Linked DNA regions of Homo sapiens: regions 1, 2 and 3 are each linked to region 4. A link is a contact called in ENCODE Hi-C or POLR2A ChIA-PET data. All regions are on one chromosome and are shown on one strand. Each heading gives the region's core, a stretch centred on a gene start or an enhancer-like site at or near the end of the contact. The rest is flanking DNA. Distances are from core to core; before and after follow the strand shown. Region 1 overlaps IER5L-AS1 (IER5L antisense RNA 1). Region 2 overlaps LOC105376289 (a long non-coding RNA gene). Region 3 holds the start of IER5L-AS1 (IER5L antisense RNA 1). Region 4 has its middle 75 kb from the start of LINC01503.

What was found. Hi-C counts contacts between places; a loop is a spot of excess contacts on that map. ChIA-PET counts read pairs that join two places held with the same protein, here RNA polymerase II (POLR2A). Pooled maps may share reads with other maps.
Region 1: a map of heart left ventricle shows a loop between it and region 4 (2.4-fold over the local background). The contact joins two enhancer-like sites. A Hi-C loop is called at or near these places in 3 of 168 maps with a recorded cell type or tissue (CD8-positive, alpha-beta T cell, Right ventricle myocardium inferior and heart left ventricle) and 12 of 50 pooled maps. POLR2A ChIA-PET finds 5 or more read pairs at or near these places in 2 of 52 experiments (activated CD4-positive, alpha-beta T cell and activated T-cell).
Region 2: a map of CD8-positive, alpha-beta T cell shows a loop between it and region 4 (27-fold over the local background). The contact joins two enhancer-like sites. A Hi-C loop is called at or near these places in 1 of 168 maps with a recorded cell type or tissue (CD8-positive, alpha-beta T cell), 1 of 37 single-sample maps with no recorded cell type and 11 of 50 pooled maps. POLR2A ChIA-PET finds 5 or more read pairs at or near these places in 3 of 52 experiments (B cell, activated CD4-positive, alpha-beta T cell and activated T-cell).
Region 3: a loop to region 4 is called in a map of CD8-positive, alpha-beta T cell, with 3 times the contacts of the local background. The contact joins the promoter of IER5L-AS1 here to the enhancer-like site in region 4. A Hi-C loop is called at or near these places in 3 of 168 maps with a recorded cell type or tissue (CD8-positive, alpha-beta T cell and naive thymus-derived CD4-positive, alpha-beta T cell), 2 of 37 single-sample maps with no recorded cell type and 8 of 50 pooled maps. POLR2A ChIA-PET finds 5 or more read pairs at or near these places in 3 of 52 experiments (CD4-positive, alpha-beta T cell, K562 and activated CD4-positive, alpha-beta T cell).

What each region holds. Positions count from the first base shown.
Region 1 is chr9:129,256,682-129,261,757 of GRCh38, forward strand. IER5L-AS1 (IER5L antisense RNA 1) reads left to right here. Exons shown (of 7, transcript NR_187590.1): 3 at 217-251; 4 at 1,090-1,121; 5 at 1,648-1,703; 6 at 2,113-2,201; 7 at 2,320-3,916. Among named protein-coding and RNA genes, the nearest start is that of IER5L-AS1, 23 kb to the left of the region's middle. RefSeq lists a silencer at 1,743-1,792 and an enhancer at 1,926-2,464. Within about 2 kb of position 1,835, at least 4 of the 41 ENCODE cell types and tissues checked have a DNase peak (open chromatin) inside an H3K27ac peak, as active enhancers do.
Region 2 is chr9:129,201,184-129,205,839 of GRCh38, forward strand. The region is part of intron 1 of LOC105376289 (a long non-coding RNA gene); the gene reads left to right. Among named protein-coding and RNA genes, the nearest start is that of IER5L, 25 kb to the left of the region's middle. RefSeq lists an enhancer at 1,607-1,901 and a silencer at 1,655-2,064. Within about 2 kb of position 1,753, at least 29 of the 41 ENCODE cell types and tissues checked have a DNase peak (open chromatin) inside an H3K27ac peak, as active enhancers do; they include B cell, where a contact is called at or near this core.
Region 3 is chr9:129,233,657-129,238,711 of GRCh38, forward strand. It overlaps IER5L-AS1 (IER5L antisense RNA 1), which reads left to right and starts at 2,573. Exons shown (of 7, transcript NR_187590.1): 1 at 2,573-2,655; 2 at 2,917-3,086. RefSeq lists an enhancer at 3,454-3,748.
Region 4 is chr9:129,409,922-129,414,615 of GRCh38, forward strand. No RefSeq gene overlaps it. Among named protein-coding and RNA genes, the nearest start is that of LINC01503, 75 kb to the left of the region's middle. RefSeq lists silencers at 3,513-3,592, 3,613-3,782, 3,893-4,102, 4,243-4,382. Within about 2 kb of position 3,275, at least 41 of the 41 ENCODE cell types and tissues checked have a DNase peak (open chromatin) inside an H3K27ac peak, as active enhancers do; they include B cell, CD4-positive, alpha-beta T cell and CD8-positive, alpha-beta T cell, where a contact is called at or near this core.

The sequences.
Region 1 (5,076 bases), core at 585-3,084, 150 kb before region 4:
GTGGGTCATACCTGGCTAATTTTTGTATTTTTTGTAGAGATGGGGTTCCATTATGTTGCCCAGGGTGGTCTCGAACTCCTGGGCTCAAGCAATCTGCCCATGTCGGCCTCCCAAAGTGCTGGGATTACAGGCGTGAGCCACCATGCCCAGCCTCAGCCTTCCTTTTCTTTCTTAGTGCAATGTGCAGAGTATGATGAAATGCATTTCTGATTCTAGATTGTCCAGTGCCTTCAGATTGGAACAGGTAGAAGGTGAGTGAAACTGGATTGAATATAAGCCCAATCCCGGGAATCACTTTGAAAAACAGGGGTGTGTATTTTAGTTTAAGTCCCCAGGAGCCTATTTTGTGGCCATTTTCGAAAATCAAGATCCTTAGTGTGACCCTATCTAACTGGCCTTCCATAGACGCCTCCCTTGCCGGCTTCTGGACCACACAGACATTGTCCTTGCACGCATGCCCAAGCTCCTTCTGGCCTCCAGGCTCAGAGCACCCACACGCTGTTCCCTTTGCCTGAAATTCTTTTCCTCCACTCCTCACCAGGCTAACTCTGGCTCAGTCCTCAGGTCCCTCTTAAAGGTCACCTCCTCAGGGAGGCCTGCCCTGCCTGCCCCTCCCCCAGCTCCTTTTTATTTCCTACGTGCTCATGGCTCATGAGTTTTCCTTTCAGGGCATTTATGGATATTTGTGGCTGCGTGTTTGTTTGCCTGTTTATTTCTTTAACGTCTGTCTCCCCAGCCAGACGGTGACCTCTTTCAGGACAGGAATGTTTTGTTCACAGTTGTAGCCTGGGTATCTAGCACAGTGCCTGGCACACAGCAGACTTACAGAAAACTGTTGAATGAATGAATGAATGAGTGAATGAATGAAGGAGTGCATTTCCCACTTCTTCCTAAAAGTGAAACAGATTTCAGCTCATTGAAACTCCTGGCTAGGGGGTATTTGTTGGTCTCAGGCCCTGCTCTGGGCCCTGGGGAAGCCAGGTAAGAGGGACGCGGTCCCTCGGTGCAGCCATCTGTTTCTGCCTCCATTGAACTCTCTCAGGCTTACTTAGAAACAGAGGTTTTTGAGAATCCATTTTCTCATTTCAGATTCTCCTCCACGTGGAGTGGGAAGTCGGCAGGTATCATCTCCACTGCTTCACAAGATGCTTTTTCCCAGAGAGGCAAAAACGCCCGTGAGGGTGACCCGGCTGGGAGGCAAACCCTGTCCTGCCCCCAGCTCTTGGCACTGTAACTTTCTTTCTGCCCCTGCACCCAGAAATGCTCATCTGTGTCTACCTCCGGGAACTCAGCAGCCTGGATGCTGCATGAGACCCTGAGGGACTGCAGTACCATCTTCCCAGTTTGTCGACAGGCACGTTGAGGCAGGTACTGGGATCAGGCTTGGGCAAATGAGCCTCTGAGAGGGTGGATCCTTCACTTACGAATGAGGTCCTTCTTTCCATAGGAGCAGGAAAAAGGCCGTTTGTCGTAAGGGTCACTGCTGTTACTGGTCACCTCTGGGTGCGAGTCCTGGGCTAATCGCATATCTTGCGGGACCCTGACAACTCCCCCATTTATCAGATGAGGCAAAGCAAGGCTCAGTCACTTGCACAACGCATATCGCTAGTAAGCGTTGCTGGTGGGATCACACTCAGCACTTCATAGGCAAAGAAAATCCCAGGAGTGCCGAGGAAACGCTGTCAAGATGTCAAAAATACGCGGTAAGACGTCAGCCCGGTGAGCATCCTCCGCACTGCGGACCGCCCGGGGTCGGGGTCACCCGGGCCCCGCCCCGAGCTTGCTGTCGTATCGGCCCCGCCCCACCCACGCCCTCCCGGCCCCTCCTGCTCCGGGCGCGCTCGGCTCCGCCCCCACGGGCAACACGGCCTCCCATTGGCCGCGGTTTCCATGGTTACGCGGGCCGGCGGAGCTGCGGGCTCCCAGACACGTGTCCCCGGGAGCCGCCCAGAATTTGACAGGGGACCATGTGCGCGGCAGCGCGGGAGCGAGACAAAGGACCGGGGGAGGCGGGGAACGAAGCCGGGCGGAGGGGTCCGCGTGGCCCGGGCGGGGATGGGCCCCGCGCTTCTCCTGCGAGCAGGGCACCCCCTCTTCCTTTTTATTTTGAAGGAAAGGGAAAAAAGGAATTGCTACGGAAAGAGAGGTGGGAGAGGAACCCAGTCAATTTCACCTGCTCCCCTTCCTCCAGGAAGAATCGGGTACGCGGGCATCTGAGAACCCGCAGGGTTTCTGCTTATGCCTCCCGGCCCTGAGTTTCTAACCCCACATTGACCTCAGACCTTGAGGTTTAAATTCTGTTTCTCTGTCTTGTTCTAGAACCGAAAGCTTAATAAGTGTGGTTGTTTTGATATTCGAATCATGAGACCCAAGGCATCGTAGGGGACCTCGCCTGCATCCATTCGCCTATCCATCCTACAGCAGCGACTGCACCCCTGATTGTGATGACGAATGCACCCCCATCCTTGGGCTCCGTGCCCACTGCTGGGCTGGGCTGCTCCCTCAGGTGCGGCAGCCAGAGGAGGTGTGGACTCCCATCCCACGCGTTTATCCTCCTGCAGCCTCTCGAGCTTGGTGGCATAGCCGTCCTTCCAGTCCCCAAGCCAGATGTCCTTGATGCCCCTTCTCCCAGCCCCATCCCCATCGCCAGTTGTATCAGTTTTCTATTGCTACTGTAACAACTCACTACAAATTGAGTGGCTTAAAACAACACACATCTACTCTCTTACAGTTCTATAGGTCAGAAATCTGACATGGTCTCAGAGGGCTAAATTCAAGGTGTCTGCAGGACAGTGTTCCTGCTGGAGGCTCTTGAGGGAGAATCGGTTTCCTTGCCTTTTCCAAGTATAGAGGCCGCCCACATTGGCCCCCTTCCGTCTTCAAAGCCAGCAATAGCTCCGAGTCTTTCCTCCCTAGCATCGCTGTGACGCTGACTCTCCTGCCTCCCTCTTCCACATTTAAGAACCTTGTGATTACATTGGTCCTCCCAGATAATCCAGAATAATCTCCCCATCGCAAAATCAGCTGATTAGCAACCTCAATTCCACCTGCAACCTTAATTCTCCCCTGTCATGAAATATAAGAAGGAGATCCATATGTTCCGGGGATTGGGATGCAGACATTTTGGAGGCATTGTTCTGCCGACCACGCCATCCTGACAGTTTTACCTCTGGAATCTCTGCAGTCCACCTCCGCCTCGCCATTCCTGCACCACTCCCTTTCTGGTTACCCGCTATTTTCCCAAGATGCCTTCAGTAGCACCTATCCACTGTTGTCATCTCTCTAACCTCCCTCTGTCCACAGTCCCCTGGGCCCCCACTCCAAGACAAAGATGCAGATGTCGCTACTTCCATGGCACTGTCATCTGCAAGGGAGCATCCTAACTCTCCTTGGGCACACACAGGCCCTCAACCTGCCCTACCCCATTGGTTCCTCCGGATCCATGACCCCTCCCACCCTCCGCCTCACACCCCTGTGCTCCCTTAATAGTAAATCACTTCTGGTTCTCTTAAGATCCTGGGGCATTTGGTTCTTCCTGGCCTTGGCCTGTGTGGCTCCCATTCTCTGAACTGTCCTGCCCACCTTTATTCGCCTCCCCCAGGAAGCCTCCCTGACCCCCCAGACCCTTTCATTGCCCTCCCTTGGAACAGAAATGTGCTTTTCACTGACTGGATTGGCCCAAAGAGATCTGAACTTGAGGCTGCCTCCTCATGTCACTGAGAGCCCTCTGGGGTGGGCACTGTGCCTTGCTTGCCTCTTTGGTCATAGTGCCCAGCATGAGATTGGTCACATAGTAGGTGCTCAATGAACTCAGATTGAACTAAACTCAAGGACTTGGTCGGGGGGTGGTGGTGGTGAGAAGACCAGCTGGGCTGCTTGGGGAAGTAAAGTATAAAGTTGGATGGAAAAGCACGAGGACCTTGGCTCTATTTCTGGTTCTTGGGGTGGAATAATAATGACAGCAACACCAATGGTGGCTGGCCCCAAAGGTCGTCCCGTGCCAGGCATAGGCTAAGTGCTTTATGAGAACATTATCAATCAATTCCCACAACAGCCTTAAGAGGTACCAACTTTATCAGCATCCCCATTTTAGAGATGAGGGCCCTGAGGCTGGGCCAGGAAGTTATCTTGATCTTGGCTGTCCCTGATTGGAGGGGTGGTGGGAGTTGGGGACGGGCGGCTCTGGCAGAGACCTGCAGGGAGGTTGCAGCTGGCCTGGCCTCTGGAAACAGCCACCTTAATGCTCTGCCCTGAAGCCTCTTTTTTTTTTTTTTTTTTTTTTTTTGAGACAGAGTCTCGCTCTGTCACCTAGGCTGGAGTCCAGTGGCATGATCTCAGCTCACCGCAACCTCCACCTCCCAGGTTCAAACGATTCTTCTGCCTCAGCCTCCCAAGTAGCTGGGACTACAGGCACATGCCACCACACCCGGCTAATTTTTGTATTTTTAGTAGAGTTGGGGTTTCACTATGTTAGCCAGGATGGTCTCGATCTCCTGACCTCGTGGTCTGCCCCCGCCTTGACCTCCCAAAGTGCTGGGATTACAGGCGTGAGCCACCGCGTCCAGCCCCCCAAGCCTCTTCTTTCCTCACTTCCTGTTCTCTGTCCTCATTATTCCACCAGTCTATTGTCATTTTTTTCCCCTTCCCAGCCTGCCCAGCCAGGATATGCGGCAGGAGGTTCATTTTTGAAAGTATAAGAAGGGCCGCCGGGAATGAGTGTCTCACGGGGACAGAGTGTGCGTTTGGGAAGATGAGACGGTTGTGGAGATGGATGGTGGGGATGGTTACACAACAACGTGAATATGCTTAAAGCCACGTTCACGGAACACGTACAAATGACTAAAATGGTAACTTTCTGGTATGGATATTTTACCACAATAAAAAAAAAATGCTAAAAAAATTGTAAAGAAAAAGTGCTTTGTGTTTGCCGAACTTTTGAGGATGGGCCGCCCACTGCACATTTGCCGTTTCCCAAGCGCCTCCCACGGGCCAGGCCACGCACTTCCTCCTTTCATTCTGGAAACAAGCTTGAGGAGAGAGGTGGCGTCCTCCTTGTAGACGAGACTGAGGTTCAGA
Region 2 (4,656 bases), core at 503-3,002, 210 kb before region 4:
CGCAGGGAGCCATGGTGCGTTCAGATTTGCTGAAGCTGCTATTTAAACTGAGCACTGGAGACACGTCACCGAGGGAGGCCCATTCCCTGCTCACCTCAGAGACTTGACGGGGGCATCCTCAGGGCTCCGATGAAGCCCTGATTCCTTGGAGAAAGGCTTGCAGCCCCTCTCCTTCCTGGATTGCACACCTCCAGCCCTGGCAGCCTGTCCCCTGGTTGGCACCCAGCAGCAGGCCACAGATGGCTTCTGGCTGTCCCATGGCGTCGCATCAGGGCATGCAGCGGATAGTGACTCACACTGGCACCTCTTCTGCTTGGAAAATGCCCTACACATCCATCATCTTTGGTTTTTCTGCTAGAACGATGGCATGAGGTGGGTGTATTTTTCACTGATGGGGAACAGGCAGAGACGCAAGCTCCCTTGCTTGAATGAGGACTGTGCTCGCCCTGCAGACTCTGGAAGAAGGGCTCCATGCTCAGCCCGCACTGGGCATCTCTGCCTGCCTGCTCAGGGTAGAAGGGCCACTCTCTTAGGGATGATTCAAGGGTCTTGGAGGCCCTATGCGGTCAATCTTGTTTTCCTGCCACATCAAGGGAGTGTGCAATTTTCGAGGCCCCGAGCCCTGTGTTTTCACTGAGGGCAGACATAGGGCATTCGCTGTCTTTGCCCGTGGAGCTGTTCCTCACACTAACCATGCAGGGCTGGGTGGGAGACATGTATGGGGGGTGGGGTGGGGTGGGAGGGGGCCAAGAAGACATGTAAGACCCGGGGCCCTGTCCTTGGGAGTTTAACATCTGGGTGGGCCTCCTTGGACCAACTTCCTCTGATCTGCTTGTGACTTCGGGAAAGTCCCTTCCTGTCTCTGGGACAATTTTTTTTTTTCTTTTTTTTTTTTTGAGACAGAGTCTCGCTCTGTCGTCAAGGCTGGAGTGCAGTGGCATGATCTCGGCTCACTGCAACCTCCGCCCCCTTGGGGCAAGCGATTCTCCTGTCTTAGTCTCCCAAGTAGCTGTGACTACAGGTGCGCACCGCCATGCCTCCCTAATTTTTGTATTTTTAGCAGAGACAGGGTTTCACCATGTTGGCCAGGCTGGTCTCGAACTCCTGGCCTCAAGTGATCCACCCACCTCGACTTCCCAAACTGCTGGGATTATAGGCACGAGCCACCACGCCTGGCCTCTGGGCCAATTTCCTCATCGGTATAATGAAGGGGTTGGCAGGGCTAGTTCTGAATTTTCCCAACCCACCCATAAAATTCACCCTTCAAATTCTAAAGATTCCATTCCGTGGTCTAACTCTGTGTGTCTGTCCTTGGTTCCAAAAGTCCCCGTCCTTGTGGCCCCTGTTGTTTTGGACCCATCACAGGTAATTATGTATTTGTGTGATTAAACATCCCTGGCCTGTCTCCCTGCCTGGGCTGTGTGCTCAGCAAAGAACCATGCCTGTCTCTGTCTTTGTCCTTTAAGAGATCAGCACAGGGCCTAGCGCATAGTAGGTGCTCACTAAATACTGTAGCAGCTGGTATTGTTGGGAAATGATGCTGGGAGAGGCTGCTGCTGGAGAGAAGGGAGCCACCGACCGCCCTGCAGGCAGTCAGCGCCCTCAGTCCCTTCCTCCTCGCGGGCCGCAGAGGCTCCCCTTTCCCCGAGACGATAAGAATGCCCAGACGCCCCAAAACCCAGGCCGCGCCCCTCCGGGTAGAACTACAGTCCCCAGAAGGCCGCGAGGGGCGGAGCCACCAGCGCCCGCCCCGCCCGGGCCCGCCATGCCGCACAGCATCATGGGAGTTGTAGTTCAGGCCCTGTCCCCCGGGCAGCCGCTGGCGCGGACGTTCGCGGAGCAGCCCGGCGCCCGCGCGGCTCACGGGGCCCTAGGACCCCTCCCCTGGGGGACCTCCACCCTCCGCAGGCCTTTTGAATTAATCCTACTGCGCCGGGGACCCCAGGACAGTTCTGTCGCGTACTCCCGGGACCCTTTAAGGGGCGGGGCTGGGATCCTGCCCCACCCTTGACTCCCCCACCCTCCTCTCTCAAACATCACCCCGGGCGCTTTAAAACGCTTGATCTCGCTGGAACCTTTTCGGTCTCCGTTAGCCACACCTTGATTGTCGAGTGTGTGTCTGGCCCTTTGGGGACAGCGCTTAAAGTCGGGGTGGGCGGGGGAGGGGATCACCGACATTCAGTCTTGAGTGACACACCAGATGACCCCACCGGAGAGGAGGAGGGTGGCACAGGGGCCTGACGGACCTGGGGTATGGGCAAGGCTTCCAGGGGCCGGTGACATTCAGACTAGGCCTGGGTTGGCCAGGGCAGGAGCAGGGAAGGGTGTTCCAGTCAGAGGGAACAGCATGAAGGAGGGCTTCGAGGCTTTAGGGGAAGCAAAAGAAGGCCTGGGAGGCTGGCAGGCAGAGAACGGCTGGGGAGGGGCCGCTGGGAGGGGTGGAGAGGTGAGTAGGGCCCGTGGGAAGCACCTGGCGAAGAGTGTTTCTGATCCCCAAATCCAGTATGCGTGCCGGGTTCTCGGGCAGAGTGGCCAGGCGGAACGTGACCAGGGTTCAGTGGCAGAGCCTGGAACCAGCCTGGGGGTCCTGCTTCTCAGGCCCCGGCGTGTCCTTAGGGGAAGGGGAAGGAGACTTCCCAGGGCAGGGCTGCAGCAAGAGCTGGCACAATGCCATCCTCAGGGGGCACAATGCCCCCTCAAATCCCAGAAGCAAGGGGTTTGAGGAGGGAGTATGGGATATATGGGGAGGAGCAACATCCCTGCTGCTTGGAGGGGGAAACTGAGACCCTCACAGATTTTTGCTGAGTGAGCTTCTGTGAGGTCCAAGAAAAATCTTTTCCTCCCCGGCCTCTAGCTGTCAGGAGCCCGCCATGAAAAATAGGGGAGGGTCATTTTCACACCCTCCCCCATTCCAGATGTGGCAGGAGCAGGAAGGATTTGTGCCAGATGTTGGGGTCTGCGGGCCCAGCAAGTTGCCTGGGGCTCTGCTATTGAAAAGTGAACCTTAACTGGGTTGGCTGCGCTAGCGGTGATGGCCGTGAGATCCTGGGGGATGTGCTCCGTGGCCCTGGTCATGTCTGAAGGGAGAGGCAGGGAGCCCAGGCCTCACTGTCAGCAGCACCTGACTTTTGCTTCCACGGTCACCCTGGCAGATCCTTCTCAGCCTGCTTGACTCAGGGCATGACTTCCCTGCCTGGATCCCAGGCTTCCTACCCTGCCCCTCGGGCCCCTGGACTTCTCCAGAGTGTTCTGGACACGAGTGGTCCAGCAGAAATGAAGCTCCTTACCCCACTGAAAACGTCGGGTGTCTGTGCCCTGGGTGAGGATGGCACCCAGTGTGGCCTCATCCCCCAGATCAGAGGCCTGGCTCTGCTGGGGTTTGTCTTTGATTAATAAAAAATGGGGAAGCAAATCAATTAGCCCTTCACAAATGCAACTCAGATGGCAGGAAAAAAAATCTCTCATGATGCTTGGGGGCCTCTTCTTCACAAAAAGATGGGAACACACAGAAAGTGTTGGCCCGAGACCCCCGCCTCCCATCCTGATGGGAACTGCACACGTGCTTGAACAGGGAGAGGACACTGAATATGTACAGATTAAAAACTTAGGGTATGTGGGGCCATGGGGGTGCGGGGAGGGGTGAGGGGGGCGTTTGTTCTTCAGGAGCCCCTTCTCCACTGGCAGCCCTGGCTCCTGAGGACCAGGCACAGTCTTCACCTCTCTTCACCTCTTTGATTGAATTTCAGGGTCGATATTCTGGAAGCCAAGTGGTTTCTCCAGATGTCTGCTGGCTGTGTTGGAATCTCTGGAACGCTGGCTAAATGCAGATTCCTGGGCCCTCTTGCTCTGACATCCTGATACGTGGAATCCAAGGTGGGGCCCAGGAGTTTGGATTCTTTTTTTTTTTTTTTTTGAGACGAAGTCTCTCTCTGTCGCTCAGGCTGGAGTGCAGTGGCGTGATCTTTCACTGCCAGTCTGCCTCCCAGGGTCAAGCGATTCTCCTACCTCAGCCTCCAGAGTAGCTGGGACTACAGGTGCATGCCACCATACCTGGCTACTTTTTTTGTATTTTTAGTAGAGATGGGGTTTTGCCATGTTGGCTGGCCTGGTCTCAAACTCCTGACCTCAAGTGATTTGCCCACTTAGGCCTCCCAAAGTGCTGGGATCACAGGCATGAGCCACCATGCTCAGCCAGGAATATGGATTTTTAAGCAGCTCTTGAGGTAGTGGTGGTGGGCACTGAGTGGAGACCACTGCTCCAGAGTGGCGGGCAGCAATGGAGCCTCGAGCTCACAGCTCTGGAGTCTGCCAGATCGGGGTCCGGTCCCAGCTCCACTCTGACTGCAGGACATCTGTGATGTCCCCTTTCTAATCCTTGGGTCCTTGTCTGCAGAATGGTGATAATACCAGCCTCCTCAAGGGGTGCAGATAGAGAGCATGCTGTTCAGTACTGGGTAGCTGTTATTATTACTTTTATTGTTATTGGGAGGGAAGGAGGAGGAGGTGGCTGCTTTTGAGTTTTTTGTTTGTTTTATTTTTATTTTTTGAGACAGAATCTTGATCTGTCACCCAGGCTAGAGTACAGTGGCACGATCATGGCTCACTGTAACCTCTGCCTCCTGGTTTCAAAAGATTCTCCGGCCTCAGCCTCCCGAG
Region 3 (5,055 bases), core at 1,323-3,822, 180 kb before region 4:
CATGGTGTCTGCCCTCGGTCATGTGACACTGATGAGCTGCTCTCTCCTCGCCCTTTTGGCTTGTGGTCTGCTTTCATTTTTCAACTCACTGCTGTAAAATAAGGGAAAAATGCAATACAATGTTTTGATAGTTCCCACTCATAACCATTGCAGTCAAAGATGCTGATGAAGACCCACAAACACAGGGAGAGCCGTTTGCAGGCCTGGTTCAGAGGGAAGAATTTTACTAATTCTACCTCTTACACCCTCATTCCAATTCAGGGAGGTAGAGACCATCCTTATCCCTACTTCAGGGTGGGGGCTGTCAGGCAGAACCAGGCCGTGTCCCGGCTTGTTTGGTCTCATTGTAGGCACTGTTTTGACTTTCCAAGTCTGTCCACTTCCATGAAATGGGCGAGTCATAGGTGCAGAGATCAAGACTCCAAGAGATTGAGTTGTGTGGCCAAGGTCACCAGATCTGGGACCCACCCTGAGACTTCACCCCTCACTGCTTGTGCCACCAGCCATCTCATCTTTGCTCTCTGGCTTCCAGCCCCTCTGCATCTCTGGCCAATGGTCTGAGAGGTGAAGGGACACGTGTCCCCTCTGGGCTGAAGCACAGAAGAACCAGAGCTGACTTCCCTGTAGTCTGTTCCCCTGTTCTAGTGACTGAGAAGATCACTTGTTCCAGATGAGGAGCTACAAGATGGTGGAGCCCCTGGCCTGGATCCCTGTGTGGCCATGTGGAGCAGAGCAGTGGCCATATAGCCTTCATGAGAGACAGACTTCTGTTATGTTGATCCACTGAGATTTTGAGGTTGTTTGTTCCTGCAGCAGAGTGTCACGTAGCATGGCTAACACAACACTCTCCCACCTCCAAGGTGCCTACTCACTATGTGTGAGAAGATGGGTGAGCACCGTCCACATCCTCCACCTGTGCGGATCCTCAGGAGGTGCTCATGGCCACTTTCTGGAATGGCCTGAGTGAGGCTGAGCCATACAGCTGCACAGGATATTCTGGCTTTTGCTGACGTGGTCTCTTGTCCACGCTGGGTCCTTGGCAGGGCTTGGGCCCTAGGCTGGCAAGGCTGCTTCCCTTCTCTGCTGGGCCTCTCTGAACCTGGCAGAGCCACCAGAACCTGGGCACAGCTGGGGTCCCTCCTGTGTGCACCCCTCTGGAGCCAAGCCCTTCCACAAAAGTCCCAGCTGCTGCTGGCAGGGTGGAGGGACATCTGGGCCACACAAGCCTTGGTGCCTCTGCCAGTGCCAGAAACCAGGCATCACCCCACAGCTAATGTAGGCCTGGTTGGCAGGGAACATGGCCTGCTGGGAGCTCGTGCCTCTGGGCCTCTCCAGCCTCATCCCTGCCCACCCTGCCCCCACCCCCATGCCATCCTCTGTCTTGGATCCTTTGCTCCAGCTGTTCCCTCTGCTGGAACACCTTTCCTGCCCGGCCTCCTTTCCCCCAATCTGGACGCCTTCCTCACCCTGGAAAGGCCCTTCTTCCCTCTCCCATTGCACTATGCCACTTGGACATGGACCCTGTCACTTGGCTGTGTACCCCTTGGTTGGCTTGCCCATCTGTTCTACGAGGGTATGGTCCTCGAGGGCAGGAACTGTCCCACTCTTGGGACTGAGCCCTGGCTTGGCCATGCATGGCGTGAGTGGAATGAATGAATGGACGCCCGCTCTGCTTGGGAGACTGCACCTGTCCATTAAGCACCTGCTCCAGGCCAGGCCCGTCACCACCCCCACCCCCCACTGTGCTCGGGCTCCTTTTGGGCCACCATGAGCTCATGAGGTCATCGCATAGGCTCATAAAGTTGTTGTTATTGTCGTTGCTATTTTTCATCCCTGTCTTAGCCTGGTTGCCCTGAAAACAGAGCCTGTGATGAAGACTCAGGTGCAAAAGGGAAGGGCTCCGAGGGGGCTGTGTGAGGGGGTGGGAGAGTGAGGCTGAGCAGGAGAAGCCCATGTTAGGGTGTCATGGGGCTGGTCACCACTGTGGGCAGGGTGGCCTCCATCCCTACTGGGCCCCTCCAAGGGGTATATGGAAAGCAGCCCTCATCCCTCCAGCGTCCCAGCCCTCGTTGGTAGAGGTTGCCCTGGGCAACCCCGAAGTGCAGGCCTTTGGTGAGGACTCCCATTGGTGCCCCTCACCACTGTGTTGTCAGGGGGTGGGTAGGGGATGCAGAAAGTGAACTGAAGGACACACAGTGGGTGCAGGGGGCCACGCGCCTGCTGGGGTCTGTCCCCTTCCTGGAGCTTGCCTGGACGCAGTGATGAAGCTGCAGGCATGTGACACATTTGCTTCAGCTCCCATTCTACAGACAAGTCAACTGAGGCCCAAAGGTGAGGTCATTGGAATAGTGCCTACAGTCACTTTAAGGATGCAAAAGTGCTTTGAAGACTGTCAACTTCATTCTTTCATCCTTTCAAACCACATCCTGTTGCTGCAGGTGGGGCACGTGAGAAGCTCACATCCCTGCCCCAGCAGCTTAGGTCCTGGGGGTGGGACTGTGGGTGCTCACGATCCTCAAAGCTGCAGTGCCCAAGGTTAGGGAGCCACTGCTGCTGCGGGGCGGGGTCAGGCAGAGCCAGGCTGTGTCCTGGAGCCATCGGCCCCGTTGCAGGTGCTGCTCTGACTCTTCAAGTCTGTCCTCTCCCATGAGACGGGTGAGTGACAAGGCTCACCTTACACGGCAGTCTAGGGGGACTCAGTGGGTCTTTGCTGAGATAAGTGTGCAGTTGGGAGTTCTTGGAGCTGGGCAGCCCTGGGGCTGCAGGGACAGGCTCTGGGGTGGGTGGGGAGGATGCTGGGTGGGCGAGCAGACTCTGGGGGAGGGCAGACCCCGTGCCAAGGACTTTTTGCACCTTTTCCTATTTCACCCTCCCAGTTGCCCTGTGAGGCACACACGTGATCATCCCATTTTACAGATGCAAAGGAAAAGTGGCTGCGAGGGCCAGCTGCTTGTTCAAGATCATGCAGCCAGCAGTGGCAGAGCTGGGGACAGAGCCACGGCTGCTTACCACGAGACCACGGGCCTCATAGTGGAGGCCTCAGTCCCCAGCACAGTTCCTGAGACACAGGGCTTTGGAATGACATGGTGTGTTCCTGGGGGCTAGGGGTCCTGGGAACACGGGGCAGCCGGGGGTCCTACCCAAAGCCAAGCCTGTGTGTGGTAGGGGCTGCTTTCATTCTCTTTCCCTCCCCTCAACCTCCCCCCTGCCCCCGGCCCCTCCCCACAATCATTTTTTCTGCTTGCCCTGCAAGGATGTAGCCCAGCGGCTGTTTTCAGCTCTGGAAGTACCGTGCCTATAGACAGCGCTTGGCCAGGGCCTGGTTCTGGGGCCCCTCCCAGCCCTCTCCCCTTCAGATATTGAGGTTCCTCTTCCAAACGCTGGAGGAGTCCAGGGGCTTGCTGCCGGGCCAGGCCTGATTCTAGCCCACCTCCCTCATCTCCAGTCCTCACCTCCATCCCTGCCCAGGTAGTGAAATTTTAAACAGGCACATTCCTTCTGCCCAATTTTCATTAATTGGATCTAAAAGGGTTTCTATTTTCTCCCTGAACGCTGATTGATCCTGCCGAGGTAAACAGCACCGCCAAAAACAGGGAGGGGGGTGCTGCCGAGGGAGGGAGACGGGATAACTAATGTTACTTGACATTTACTCAGAGAGAGGAAGGGAGGAAGGGAGGGAGGGAGGTGAGTCACACGCCAGAGCCTCAGCCCCCAGATTCTGCAGAAATGAACAGCCATGAGGCAGGCGGGAGCGAGAGGGCTCCGAGAAGCTTCAGTTCCCCCAATTTTGCAGGCTTCAGGGACCCCTGGGGGTTCTCCACTCCTGGGAGGAGAGGGTCTCTGCGTCCTTAAATGGCTGTGCATTTAGCTCTGAAGGTGGGACCCCTGAGGACGCAGGCAGGCTGAGCTGATGGCTTTTCTGTTTGTGACACGAGAGATTCGAGTATATGTGAATGTATCTCTCCCTGGGGGAGCTCTTTGCAGGTGGGGGGTGGTGGAGGTGGCAGGGAGGGTTGGTGCTTGGTTTCTCCCCCTGCCAGAAAAACCCAAAAGCTCTACCCAGCAATCTTTGTCCCTGGCTGCCTCAGTTTCCCAACTTGGTGCTCTACCCACTAGAGTTTATAGGAGGCATAACTGTGGTTTGGGAACCTCGGATCAAGGGGAAGATGACAGGTAACCAGGGCTTGCTCTCTGTACTGGGATGGAAAAGCTCTGGCCCCACCATTACCACCTGTGACAATGGCCTACTATGTGCAGGGAAGTCATCTCTTCAATTGTTCAACAAGTGTTTGCTGAGCAGCTGCTAGGAGCCAAGCTCTCTGCTGGTTGCTGGAGCTCCAGGAGGGAAGAGCCTGCCTGGCTCCCACCTCCCTGCCTGGCCTCTGTTCTTTCCCATCCCTCCCTTCCCTCCCTGTTCCCTGGAGCTGTGAGTGCCACCCCCGGCAGGCCTGCCACCCTGTGAGATCTTCCTCCTTTGACCCCTGCCCTTAAGAGCTGGCTGTGTTACCTCCTCTTCTGGGAACCTGCTGGTCTCTTTGCCCCTAGAAGATCCTCCTTTCCTCTGAGTACCAATGGCCTCGGTTTTCTGGGACTGCCACATCCAACATTAAGCCCATCCTCTCCCATGTGCGCCTTCTCTTGAGTCCCATGATTTTTTTTTGTTTGTTTGTGAGACGGAGTCTTGCTCTGTTGCTCAGGCTGCAGTGCGGTGGTGAGATCTTGGCTCACTGCAGCCTCTGCCTCCCGGGTTCAAGCGATTCTCCTGCCTCAGCGTCCCGAGTAGCTGGGACTACAGGTGTGCACCACCACGCCCAGCTAATTTTTGTATTTGTTTTTTTTTTAGTAGAGGCGGAGTTTCACCATGTTGGCCAGGCTGGTCTTGAACTCCTAACCCCAGGTGATTGTCTCCTCCCGGCCTCCCAAAGTGCTGGGATTACCAGCCTGAGTCACTGCACCCGGCCAAAATCTTTGAGTTTTAAATTTCAATTATTGTAATGTTCATTTCTAGAGCCTCTATTTGGTTATTTTACGAATTCACTATGTCACTTTTCATAG
Region 4 (4,694 bases), core at 2,025-4,524:
CTCAGAATGCGGCTTTGTGTGGTCTTTACAGAGGTAACCAGGTTAAGGTGAGGTCGTTGGGGAGCCCTAATCCAATAAGAGTGAGGTTCCTATAAAAAGGGGAAAGGTGAACAGACATGGCAGAATGAAGATGACGTCAAGATGAAGGGCAGAAGGATGGGAGGACCGGAGGACAGGAGTGACACAGCCACACGCCAAGGCTGCCAGAAGCTGGAGAGAAGCCTGGGACGGAGGCTTCCCCGGGGCCTTCAGAGGCAGCATGGTCCTGCCCACGCCCTTACTGTGGACCTCGGGCCTCTGGAACCGTCAGACGGCTCTAGCAGGAGAATATAACCACCATCAGCATCACCACCACCATCAACATCACAACCACCACCATCAGCATCACAACCACCATCAACATCACCACCACCATCAACATCACCACCACCATCAGCATCACCACCACCATCAACACCACCACCACCATCACCATCACAACCACCATCAGCATCACCACCACCACCACCACCACCATCAGCATCACCACCAACATCACAACCACCATCAGCATCACCACCGTCATCAGCATCACCACCACCAACATCACCATCACCACCGCCACCACCATCAGCATCACCACCATCACCACCACCACCATCACCATCACCACCACCATCAGCATCACCACCACCATCAACATCACAGCCACCATCACCATCACCACCATCAACATCACAACCACCATCATTATCATCACCCTATCCTCATCCTCAACCTCAACACTCCTGTATTTGTTTCCTTCCTTACGGCTGAGGAACACATCACTACAAACCTGGTGGCTTACAACAACACAGATGATTCTCTTGCTGTTCTGAAGGCCAAAGGTCTTCAGCAGGCTCGGGGAGGACCCTTCCTGCTGCTTCCAGTTTCTGGCAGCTCTAGGTGCTCCTTGGCTCGTGGCTGCATCACTCCACCCTCTGCCTACGTCTACACACAGCTTCTCCTCTTCCGTAGGCACTTGTGATGACATTTAGGCCCCACTTAGGTCATCGAGGGTGACCTCCTCCCAAGATCCATAACTTAATGACATCAACAAAGACCCTTTTTTCCAAATAACGTCACATTCACAGGTTCCAGGGATTAGGGTGTGGACATATTTGGTTGGGGGGTGCACCATTTAACCCACTACAACCACCACCACCACCAGCATCGCCATGGTTGCATCAGTTAAGTTCTAGAAAGTACCAGGTCAGTCCAGGGCCCTCACCTGCGTCATGGCCTTTCTTCCTTAAGACAAACTCAGAGCAGGCTCTGTTATTTATTTATTTATTTATTTATTTGACGGAGTCTCTTTCTGTCACCCAGACTGGAGTGCAGTGACGCAATCTCTGCTCATTTCAACCTCTGCCTCCCAGGTCCAAGTGATTCTCTTCCCTCAGCCTCCCAAGTAGCTGGAATTACAGGTGCCCGCCACCACGCCCAGCTAATTTTTGTATTTTTAGGAGAGATGGGTTTTCACCATGCTGACTCGGCTGGTCCTGAACTCCTGGCCTCAAGTGATCCGCCCTCCTCATCCTCCTAAAGTGCTGGGATTACAGGCGTGAGCCACCACGCCCGGCCCAGGGTCAGTTATTACCCCCATTACTTAACACATAAAGAGGCCAAGTCTTGGAGAGAAGAACTCGCTGGCCCAAGGCTTCGCTGAGAAGGAAGGATTTGAACCCTAGCACTCTGGCGACAGTGGCCCCTGACTGACAGTTGTCCTGCCCCCAGCCCCAAACTTCTGATCATACAGATAATTCCACAGATGAAAGAGTGGGGCAACCAGCACCTGAATGGAAGGCACAGCGCCACGGTCCCATCTAGGCTCTATCACCAGCTGGTGGCGCATCTTAGCCCCATCTCCTTCCCCTCTCCAGGCCTCAGTTTGCCCAACTGTAAAACAAGAAGTGGGGGTAGTTGGTCTGGGTAATCTCCGAAGTCCTCCCAGATCTGGGGTTCTGCAACACTGGGTGTCTACTGTCATTTTGTCACAAACTTTGCCCAGGGCTCCGACTCTCGCATCAGCTAAACCCTCTGAACCCACCACCAGCTCTGCGTGGACGGTCAGCCTGTGGGGTGAGTGCTGGTGACTCGGCGTGGAGGGAGGTATAGGCCTGCCCGATGCCTGTCCGTATCTCAGGGCTGGGAACCTCTGTCTTACACTCCACAAGCGCTGGGGTGGGATGGGGTGGGAGTGGGGTGGGGTGGGGGTGGGGGTGGGGTGGGGATGGAGGATGCTCTTTCTTCTTGGAACCAGTGACTTTGGTTCACACATTCAGGGAGGGCTGTGCAGCTGAGAGCGGCTGGTGCTGGGAAGAGAGCTGAAGATCACTTTATCTTGAAAGGGCAAAGGTCTCCGTGACCAAAGGCTAACCGCATGTCCTTGGAAGAGAAAAAGAAAAAGAAAACATGAAACAGGCTAAAGGGGTCTCTGAAAGTTGTTTCCAAAACCTGGGTTGTTCACTAGGAGTTGCTTGTAAGTGTAAACACTTTTTTATTTTTATTTTTTGAGATGGAGTCTTGCTCTGTTGCCCAGGATGGAGTGCAGTGGCATGATCTTGGCTCACTGCAACCTCTACCTCCCAGGTTCAAGTGATTCTCATGCCTCAGCCTCCCTAGTAGCGGGGATTACAGGCGTGCACCACCACGCCTAATTTTTGTATTTTTAGTAGAGACTGGGTTTTGCCATGTTGACTAGGCTGGTTTCAAACTCCTGGCCTCAAGTGATCCTCCTGCCTCGGCCTCCCGAAGTGCTGGGATTACAGGCGGGCCGTGCCCGGCCAACATTTGTTTTTCTGAACCCATGGTATGGTGTGCACTGCAGAGGCTTTTTCCTCTGGCTTCCCTGTCCAGAGCAGCAACTGTATGCATTTGAGCTGATAATGTCCAAGAGTGGGGAGCTGAGTTAGGAACAGAATCACAAACTTTAATTAGCAGGATGACATTAACATCCCAGCAGGGGCTTGGGGGCGTCCTTCAGGCCCATCTGATCCCGGTGGACACCTCCCCACAGGACCCGCAATCTTGGGACACTGGAAGCCAGGCGCCCTTTGAGGGTGGAGGGAGGCCACCCACCTCCCCATGTGGCCAGAAATTGCATGCCCCGGCAGCCTGCCCTGGCTTGGTTCAGCAGGGCCCAGAATGTTCTGGTCTTTATCTGGTTTAGTTTTAAGTGCTTCCAACGGCAGCAGGGCTGTTCCACCACAGTCCCCAGGAAATTGGTCCGTGTAGGACGGAGCCTTCCCGAGAATGAAGTCATCTGTTCCTTTTTTATTTTTTGTTGCCTTTCTCCTTCAACGCGAGTCACCGGGCCTCTGCAGTCCCTCCCCGCGCCAACGCGCCCCGCCGCGGGGCCCGGACGGGGTGGCGGGGGAAGGGGCGAGGAGCAGGGCCCCGGGGTGCGCGGCCGCCCGACGCCCCCTGCTCTCGCCCTGCCCCCCGCCCCGGCCCCCGCCCGCCGCGGCCTGAAGGTGAGCTCCCGGGGGGCCGCCCGAGCTCCGGCGCGGCCCGCTCGGCAAACAATAACAGTAAATAACGCTCCCTTGTCAACGTAATAAAAACGGAAACGGTTACAATGTTTTTTAATAAGCGTCCCCCATCAATCTCCCTCCCCCTCGTCCCGGGCCGTGGGCACCGGGGAGGAGGGGGAAGGGTGGGGGGCACCGGGGCGCGCTGCTTGGGGGACCCGGGGTGCAGGAGGAGGACGCCCGGGGGAAGAGGGGAAAACACAGCAAGTGAGAGACGAGGGGGCGCGAGCGGCCGGGGTCACGCGCGCCAGCCGAGCCGGGAAGCGGCCGCGGTGAGTAACACCGTTGCCATGGCGACGTGGCCACGAGGAACAGGAAGCGGCAGAAATAGCAGCCACCGCGGCCCGCGCCGCCCGGCCCCTCCCCCCAGCCCGTTGCCACGGAGACCGGGCCAGAGCGAGGCTGCGCGGGCGGCCGCGGCCGCCTGCGCCCCAACCCGCGCATGCGCAGCGGGGCCTGGCCCACGAGGGCGTCGCGGGTGTGTCCCGTCGCCGCGCCGGGGCCACCTGGACCCCCAGACCTGCCCCTGCCGCCCGCTTAGGTGGTGGTTCGGGGGCCGGGGGAAGGAAAAGCCAAATCGTTCCTTGTTTGCCTTTGGAAAGCCGCCCTGCCATTGTTCCGGGCGGATTCCTTGGTTTCCAGGCGCTGTAGGCCAGGAGAGGAGGGGGCAGGAACCCCGGCCCAGCGGTCCCAGACGTTTTCGAAGCGACAGACCCTGGGCCCAGCGCGGGGACGCGGAGGGGACACGGGCTAGCAGCCCTGCCCTCCGGAGCTCAGGCCCAGTCCGGGCTTCCCAGGCCCCGGGGCTGCCCTCCCGGAGCCCGACCTCCCCTGGGGGTGGGGGTGCTGCCCCGGGGCCCCCTTCCTGGGTTTCCTGGTCCTTTTGTTCACGTATCCCCCTCCCCGGATTGAACCAGCAAAGAGCACAAAGCAGAAAATACATCCTTGCCGCCCGCAGGCTCCCTCATCCCGCAGAAAACTCTGAAACAGTCCACACCCGTCCCAAAGTTGAGAGAAACCTGGACGTTTCATAAACAAAACCCGCCCTCCAGCAGCGTGTTTATGTGGAGGCGGCCTCGCGTGTCTGAGGCTGGGGTGTGTGTGCTCGTGTGTGTGTGTACGTGCGCCGGGGACACGCGATCA